Regions from separate parts of the Homo sapiens genome. Here region 2 is linked to region 1. A link is an interaction called in ENCODE POLR2A ChIA-PET data of the cell type or tissue named here. Cell type or tissue: Caco-2. All regions are shown on one strand. Each heading gives the region's core, and the rest is flanking DNA. Links, peaks and the distances in the headings are about the cores only.

The links. Peaks named below come from ENCODE experiments on the same cell type or tissue, not always from the same donor. Only the 100,000 strongest peaks of a DNase experiment are listed, where the experiment ranks them.
Region 2: POLR2A ChIA-PET joins it to region 1 with 5 read pairs; 2 of 35 experiments call an interaction of 5 or more read pairs at or near these places.

Annotation. Positions count from the first base shown.
Region 1 is chr19:54,950,338-54,954,718 of GRCh38, forward strand. It overlaps a transcript of NLRP7 not described here. Among named protein-coding and RNA genes, the nearest start is that of NLRP7, 5.0 kb to the left of the region's middle. RefSeq lists enhancers at 285-975, 1,666-2,355. In Caco-2, for the core only: no CTCF peak of the experiment used is centred there; DNase peaks (open chromatin) are centred at 2,454, 2,878 and 3,211.
Region 2 is chr19:54,452,362-54,456,742 of GRCh38, forward strand. LENG8 (leukocyte receptor cluster member 8) reads left to right here. Exons shown (of 16, transcript NM_052925.4): 4 at 290-391; 5 at 1,185-1,295; 6 at 2,069-2,321; 7 at 2,590-2,731; 8 at 3,003-3,206; 9 at 3,606-3,884; 10 at 3,964-4,104; 11 at 4,275-4,381. Among named protein-coding and RNA genes, the nearest start is that of LENG8, 5.4 kb to the left of the region's middle. In Caco-2, for the core only: no CTCF peak of the experiment used is centred there; no DNase peak of the experiment used is centred there.

The DNA.
Region 1 (4,381 bases), core at 270-4,269:
AGAGACTTGGAAAAGAAAGAGACACAGACAAAGTATAGAGAAAGAAATAAGGGGACCCAGGGGACCAGCATTCAGCATATGGAGGATCCCGCCAGCTTCTGAGTTCCCTTAGTATTTATTGATCATTTTGGGGTGTTTCTCAGAGAGGGGGATGTGGCAGGGTCATAGGATAATAGTGGAGGGAAGGTCAGCAGATAAACACGTTAACAAAGGTCTCTGCATCATAGACAAGGTAAAGAACTAAGTGCTGTGCTTTAGATATGCATACACATAAACATCTCAATGCCTTACGGAGCAGTATTGCTGCCCGCATGTCCCACCTCCAGCCCTAAGGCGGTTTTCCCCTATCTCAGTATATGGAATATACAATCGGGGTTTACACCCATACATTCCATTGCCCAGGGACGAGCAGGAGACAGATGCCTTCCTCTTGTCTCAACTGCAAAGAGGTGTTCCTTCCTCTTTTACTAATCCGCCTCAGCACAGACCCTTTACTGGTGTCGGGCTGAGGGACGGTCAGGTCTTTCCCTTCCCATGAGACCATATTTCAGGCTATCACATGGGGAGAAACCCTGGACAATACCTGGCTTTCCTAGGCAGAGGTCCCTGCGGCCTTCCGCAGTGTTTGTGTCCCTGGGTACTTGAGATTAGGGAGTGGTGATGACTCTTAAGGAGCATGCTGCCTTCAAGCATTTGTTTAACAAAGCACATCTTGCACAGCCCTTAATCCATTTAACCCTGAGTGGACACAGCACATGTTTCAGAGAGCACAGGGTTGGGGGTAAGGTCATAGATTAACAGCATCTCAAGGCAGAAGAATTTGTCTTAGTACAGAACAAAATGAAGTCTCCTGTGTCTACTTCTTTCTACACAGACACAGTTACAATCTGATCTCTCTTTCTTTTCCCCACAAAAATATCCTTTGTAGACCAGGCACAGTGGCTCAGGCCTGTAATCCCAGCACTTTGGGAGGCTGAGGCAGATGGATCACTTAAGGTCAGGAGTTTGAGACCAGCCCAGCCAGCATGGTGAAACTGCGTCTCTACAAAAATACAAAAATTAGCGGGGCATGGTAGTTCAACGCCTGTAATCCCAGCTACTCGAGAGGCTGAGGCAGAATTGTTTGAACCCGGGAGGCAGAGGCAGAGGTTGCAGTGAGCCGAGGTCGCACGACTGCACTCCAGCCTGGGTGCAACAGAGTGAGACTCCATCTCAAAAAACAAAAAACAAAAACAAAAACAAAACAAAAAATGAAAACCCACTTTTAGTAAAAAAAATAAAAATGAAAAAATGTGAATCAGGCTGCACTCTGGCCCACATCCTGGCTGCTGTGTATCACGTGGCTCTAGACACTGCACTTTTGCCTCCTCATCATTGCTGTAGATAGGATTTCTGACAGCAGGGTCATTAGACGAATTTTTTTTTTTTTTTGAGACGGAGTCTCGCTCTGTCGCCCAGGCTGGAGGGCAGTGGCGCAATCTCTGCTCACTGCAAGCTCCGCCTCCCGGGTTCACACAATTCTCCTGCCTCAGCCTCCCGAATAGCTGGGACTACAGGTGCCTGCAACCATGCCTGGCTAATTTTTTTTGTATTTTTAGTAGAGACGCGGTTTCACCATGTTAGCCAGGATGGTCTCGATCTCCTGACCTCGTGATCCTCCCGCCTAGGCCTCCCAAAGTGCTGGGATTACAGGCGTGAGCCACCGCGCCCGGCCCCATTAGACAAATTTGTATCTGCACGGTTCCTACAGATAAACTCTGGGACATTAGAATTATAAGGCTTTTGTTTAAGGATGGTTTCAGATGTTTTTCAGACCTTGAATTCCAGCCAAATAGCTGACACTAACCAGTTTGAAGACCCCAGTGAGGAATGGGATCAGCATGAGAACACTGCGTCTTCATGCCCCTGTCTCCGCCAGCAGTCAGCATGGCCACACTCTGGCCCACACCAAAACACTTAAAAACCCTAGCCCCGGCCGGGTGCAGAGGCTCACACCTGTAACTCCAGCACTTTGGGAGGCCAAGGCAGGTGAATCACCTGAGGTCAAGAGTTCAAGACCAGCCTGGCCAACATAGTGAAACCCCGTTTCTACTAAAAACACAAAAAATTAGTCGGGCGTGGTAGCGGGTGCCTGTAACCCCAGCTACTCAGGAGGCTGAGGCAAGAGAATTACTTGAACCTGGGAGGCGGAGGTTGCAGTGAGCAAAGATCCTGCCACTGCACTCCAGCCTGGGTGACAAAGCAAAACTCCATCTCAAAAAAAAAAAAAACCCTAGACCCAAACTTCTGGGGGAGATGGATTGGAGGTTTCCTCCCATCTCCTCATTCCTCAGCCCTGTGATTAAACTTCCTTCTCTTCTGCAACACAGTGACCCGGCAAATTGACTCACAGCGTGCATTGGGCAACGGACCTACTGTCAGAGGCGTGTAACCAGGGCAACTCCATCTTGAATAGGAGCTGACTAAAATAAGGCTGAGACCTACCGGGCTGCATTCCCAGACAGTTAAGGCATTCTCCAAAAAAAACAAAAATGACAGGCACGGTGGCCCAGCACTTTGGGAGGCCGAGGCGGGTGGATTACCCGAAGTAGAGTTTGAGACCAGCCTGGCCAACACGGTGAAACCCCGTCTCTACTGAAAATACAAAAATTAGTCAGGCGTGGTGGCTCGTGCCTGTAATCCCACCTACTTGCGAGGCTGAGGCAGGAGAATCGCTTGAGCCGGGGAGGCGGAGGTTGCAGTAAAAAGAAAAAAAAAAGCATTCTAAGTCACAGGATGAGATAAGTCAGCACAAGATACAGGTCATAAGGACCTTGCTGATAACACAGGTAGCAATGTAGCAGGACCAGCCACAGACAAAACTCCTCAGACACCGAGTTAAAGAAGAAAGGGGTTTATCCGGCCAGGGGCATCGGCAAGACTCCCGTCTCAAGAGCCGAGATCCCCAAGTGAGCAATTCCTGTCCCTTTTAAGGGCTCACAACTCTAAGGGGGTGTGCGTGAGAGGGTCGTGATCGACTGAGCAAGCAGGGGGTACGTGACTGGGGGCTGCATGCACTGGTAATCAGATCCAAACAAAACAGGATAGGGATTTTCACAGTGCTTTTCTATACAATGTCTGTAATCTATAGATAACCGATTAGGTCAGGGGTCAATCTTTAACTACCAGGCCCAGGGTGTGGCGCCGGGCTGTCTGCTTGTGGATTTCATTCCTGGGCCGCGGGGCTGTCTGCTTGTGGATTTCATTCCTGGGGCGCGGGGCTGTCTGCTTGTGGATTTCATTTCTGCCTTTTAGTTTTTACTTTTTCTTTCTTTGGAGGTGGAAATTGGGCATAAGACAATATGAGGGGTGGTCTCCTCCCTTAGCAATAAAGAATCCAGCCAGGCCGGGCGCGGTGGCTCACACCTGTAATCCCAGCACTTTCGGGGGCTGAGGCGGGTGGATCACACGGTCAGGAGATTGAGACCATCCTGGCTAACACGGTGAAACCATCTCTACTAAAAAAAAAAAATACAAAAAATTAGCTGGGCGTGGTGGCGGGCGCCTGTAGTCCCAGCTACTCGGGAGGCTGAGGCAGGAGAACGGCGTGAACCCGGGTGATGGAGCTTGCAGTGAGCGGAGATCGCGCCACTGCACTCCAGCCTGGGTGACAGAGCGAGACTCCGTCTCAAAAAAATAAAAAATAAATAAAAATAAATAAAGCATCCAGTCAAACTCCATCAAAACCAAGATAGTGACGAGAGTAACCTCTGGTTGTCCTCACCGCTCCACTCCCAGCAGCCCCATGACAGTTTACAAATGCCATGGCAATGTCAGGAAGTTACCCTATGCTGTCTAAAAAGGGGAGGCATGAATAATCCACCCCTTGTTTAGCATATCCATAGAAATAACCATAAAAATGGGCAACCGGCCGGGCGCGGTGGTCACGCCTGTAATCCCAGCACTTTGGGAGGCCGAGGCGGGTGGATCATGAGGTCAGGAGATTGAGACCATCCTGGCTAACACGGTGAAATCCCATCTCTACTAAAAAAAAATACAACTAATTAGCTGGGTGCGGTGGCGGGCGCCTGTAGTCCCAGCTACTCGGGAGGCTGAGGCAGGAGAATGGCCTGAACCCAGGAGGCGGAGCTTGCAGTGAGCCGAGATAGTGCCACTGCACTCTGGCCTGGTGAAAGAGCGAGACTCCGTCTCAAAAAAAAAAAAAAAAAAAAAAAAGGGCAACCGAGGCCGGACGTGGTGGCTTACGCCTGTAATCCCAACACTTTGGGAGGCCGAGGCGGGCATATCACCTGAGCTCAGGAGGTCAAGATCAGCCTGGCCAACATGGTGAAACCCCATCTCTTACTAAAAATACAAAAATTAGCCAGACGTGATGGCAGGC
Region 2 (4,381 bases), core at 168-4,167, 500 kb before region 1:
TGAGGGGAAACATGAAAAGACGTTCCAGGGTATCTAAATCTGAACGGGAAAAAGTTCTGTTTCCTTGAGGAAATTAGGGCGTGATGTGGTTCTGAAGAGGGAGGCCATGCCCATGCCCCTGGTCTCTAACGTGCGTGAGTCTCATGGTAGAGACAGTGGCTCACTTTGCAGATACATGGACCCAGTTTCATCCCTTGGCAATTGGCCACCAGTAAACAGGCTTGCCCTTTGGGGGCCGTGTGCCTGTGGATTTGGGCTGCTGACGGCACATGTGCCTCTGCTTCCACAGTACGTGTCCCAGGCAGAAGCCTCAGCTTTGCAGCAGCAGCAGTACTACCAGTGGTACCAGCAGTACAACTATGCCTACCCCTACAGCTACTACTATCCCATGGTGAGTGCCCAGCCAGTGGGGCGGGGCAGGGCGAGGTGGAGTCTGCTGGGTCGGGGCGAGGTGAAGTGGAGTCTGCCGGGATGGGGCTGGGTGGTGGATGGACTGGAGATCGCAGTGATAACTGCTCAGAAACCCTCTAACTTGCCCAGGAGGTAAATTCCTAGGTCCCCGCCATGAGCCACAAGGTCCTACATACCCGGTTCTGGTCCCTTCTCTCCTCATGCTCATTCTGCCATGGCCATCGAAGCAGAGACCTCCTTGATGCCCGCACCCGCCAGGCCCGCTCTCGCTTTGCCCTGGCTGCAGTGCTCCCTGTGTTGCCGCCTCTTGGAGGTCTCTGCTCAGATGCCGCCTTCAGAGAGCCTCTACCTGACACACTGATTGAAAGTAGCATTCCTGCCTCGCAGCCTGTCCCTCTCCCTTTCTTTGCCATCTTATTGTTTCATGATCCTTATTGCTGGATGTATTACATGTTGATGTCTCCAGCCGGACATGTAATTCCAGCACAAGCTTCATTACAGCATGGGTTTTCCTTTTGTTCTGTCGTAGTGCTTAGAAGAGTTGGCACTCAGTATCGTTGATTATATTCTTCCGAGAACTAGCTAAGTGAGATGTGGGATTGATAGAGGTTTTTCTTTTCCTAATATATGAGAGGATGTGGTGCATTAATATAGTGAAGAGAGAAAGGGGTGAGGGATTGGTAGAGGGTCATGGCTGGTGTAGTTCCTGAGCAGGCTGGGGAAGCGGAAAGGGTAGGCCTCCCACTAAACCCTCCCTCCCTGCGCCTTTGCAGAGCATGTACCAGAGCTATGGCTCCCCTTCCCAGTATGGGATGGCCGGCTCCTATGGCTCAGCCACACCCCAGCAGCCATCCGCACCCCAACACCAAGGGACTCTGAACCAGGTAACATCCTAGCCCAGCTCCCATACCCTGCTCAAGCAGAGGAAGTGTAGATTTTTGAATGAGCTGTCAATGAGGAATGGCTTGTACTCCTTAAGCTGCTTTTTTCCTTCCAAGCAACTCCTGATCTGAAAATGAGGAGGACAGAGCATAGTGTTTGAACCTGGGGTGGGTTTAAGGCTGAGCCAAGGCCAGGGCTGAGATGTTGAAAGACATCTCATCTTTTTCCCTAGCATGGTCACCCACAGGCGTGCACACACCGGCTGGGTTTTGCATTGAATGTGCAGCTTGGAGGAATGGCCGGGCTAGTGCACAGGAGGCAGGTAGACCTGGGTTTGAATCCCAGCTGTCCCACCCCTGGTGTAATTACGCATCTCGGTCAGCTCTCGAAAGCGGGAAGGATGGTAGCCTCATCCTTGGGCTCCATGAGTGTGTGTGCTCATGGGTGTCTTGTGCTCAGATGGTAGCGCTGGAGTGGGTGTGTTGTCGGTGGCTGTTACTCCAGCATTGAAACGCTGCCAGCTGCCGCTTCATAGCTTAGGGCCCTGGGAAGTCGCTTAGTCTCTGAGCTGGAGCCTTGTCAGCTGTGAAAAGGGCTGTTAACAAATGTTAACCTCACAGAGTTACTGAGGACTCGAATGAACTCACATTTGGGAAGGTCACGGGAGGGTTGAGTGCTGAGTGCTGTGACCACTGCGTCCTCACAGCGAGGGCTGAGTGCCACTCGCCAGCCCCAGAATCTGCCTCCCGTGCTCAGCGCCTGCTTCCTTCTGCAGCCCCCAGTCCCCGGCATGGATGAGAGCATGTCCTACCAGGCTCCCCCTCAGCAGCTGCCGTCGGCTCAGCCCCCTCAGCCCTCAAATCCCCCACATGGGGCTCACACGCTGAACAGTGGCCCTCAGCCTGGGACAGCTCCAGCCACACAGCACAGCCAGGCGGGGCCCGCCACGGGCCAGGCCTATGGGCCACACACCTACACCGAACCTGCCAAGCCCAAGAAGGGCCAACAGCTGTGGAACCGCATGAAACGTAAGTTGGCAGAGCTACGTGGAGGTCCGAGCGGTTGGGCCCTCATAAGAGCTCCTGGGTGTGAGGCCCGTGGTGTGTGCTGCTCCTTGTTTCTGGGTGTTGTGATCGCCAGGCTGGGGGTGGGGCTGCTCTGGACCAGGCACATGTGTGCTGGAGCCCTCCTCTAGAACCTGAGCGCTCCTCCCTGCATTTCCACTTCCTCCCGTCCCCTGGGGACCCCTGGATGTGCCGGGGAAGGGCCTAACCATAGCTTTCGCTGCCCTCACAGCCGCCCCTGGGACTGGAGGTCTCAAGTTCAACATCCAGAAGCGACCCTTTGCTGTTACCACCCAGAGCTTTGGCTCCAACGCAGAGGGCCAGCACAGTGGTTTTGGCCCCCAGCCCAACCCTGAGAAAGTTCAGAACCACAGGTGACGTCTGCCCCCTTGCCCCGTCGCAGCCCCACACTCTGCACTCAGCGTCTATGGTCCAGTCCCACTGGCCAGCTGCCCACCCTGAGCCTCAGTGTGCGCCTCTGAAAAGGGCAGAAGGACCCTCTCTTGGGGGTTGCTGTGAGCACTGAAGGAGACAGAAGGAAAACTTGGGGACTGCGTCCCGCTGTGTCAGCTCAGAGTGGCGGTGGGGATGGTCTTTTGAGTTTGGGATCGTCTCCAGCTGAGCCCCTCATCTGTCCTCCCGCAGCGGGTCCTCTGCCCGGGGGAACCTGTCTGGGAAGCCGGATGACTGGCCCCAGGACATGAAAGAGTATGTGGAGCGCTGCTTCACCGCCTGTGAGTCGGAGGAGGACAAGGACCGCACGGAAAAGCTGCTCAAGGAGGTGCTGCAGGCGCGGCTGCAGGACGGCTCGGCCTATACCATTGACTGGAGCCGGGAGCCCTTGCCGGGGTTAGTCTGGGTGGGGGACATAGGTGGGAGGGTGGTGCTGTGAGAGGCATGGGCTGGGTATGGAGGTAGGAGAGTTGCGGGTCCCAGGTACCAGGAGCTCCAAAGAGAAATGAACTGGAAAGTTGGATCCTGGGGGGATGAAGTCCTGGTTGGAGGGAGGCCGGTGGGGTGGGGTGGGGACCATGGGTGCTGGAGAGGCGTGCATTGCTCAGTGGTTAAGCGCACCCTCTGGAGACGGAAAACCTGGGTTCGCGTCTCATTTCTGCACTGTAGTAGCTGAGCCGCCTGGGGTAAGTGCCTTTCCTTTCGGAGGCGGGTCGGTACCTTGAGGGAGGTGGTGGCGGCTGTCCTGCCAGTGTCTGGCGGGGTTGGTGACGCCCTGCCCTGCTGTATTCTCAGGCTGACCCGGGAGCCTGTGGCTGAGAGCCCTAAGAAGAAGCGGTGGGAGGCCGCTAGCAGCCTTCACCCTCCTAGAGGGGCAGGCTCGGCGACAAGGGGCGGGGGTGCCCCGTCCCAGCGAGGGACGCCCGGGGCTGGGGGTGCCGGTCGAGCCCGGGGCAACAGCTTCACCAAGTTTGGCAACCGCAACGTCTTCATGAAGGACAACAGCTCTTCTTCCAGCACAGACTCCCGCTCCCGCTCCTCCTCCAGGTCCCCGACGCGCCACTTCCGCAGAAGGTACTGAGGCTCCCGGCTGGGGCTGTGTGTGAGGGAGGGGGAGGCGTTTCAGGCCTGACCCTCCTGCTTCTTCCTGCAGTGACTCCCACTCAGACTCCGACAGCTCCTACTCAGGGAATGAGTGTCACCCTGTGGGCCGCAGGAACCCGCCCCCTAAGGGCCGGGGCGGTCGAGGGGCCCATATGGATCGGGGCCGAGGCAGGGCGCAGCGTGGGAAGAGGTGAGACTGTGTGAGGGCTCGACACACGGGCCAGGGTGGAGGAGGGTACTGGGGACCCATGGGAGAAGGAGGAGGAGGGCCGGACAGGTGGACAGCCAGCTGCCAAAGGGGCGAGGCTGAAGGGGGGCTGGAGACGCCTGTCGCGCTCACTGCCCCTCATCCCTTCCTAGGCACGATCTGGCGCCCACCAAGCGCAGTCGAAAGAAGATGGCGGCGCTGGAGTGTGAGGACCCGGAGCGAGAGCTGAAGAAGCAGAAGCGGGCAGCCCGCTTCCAGC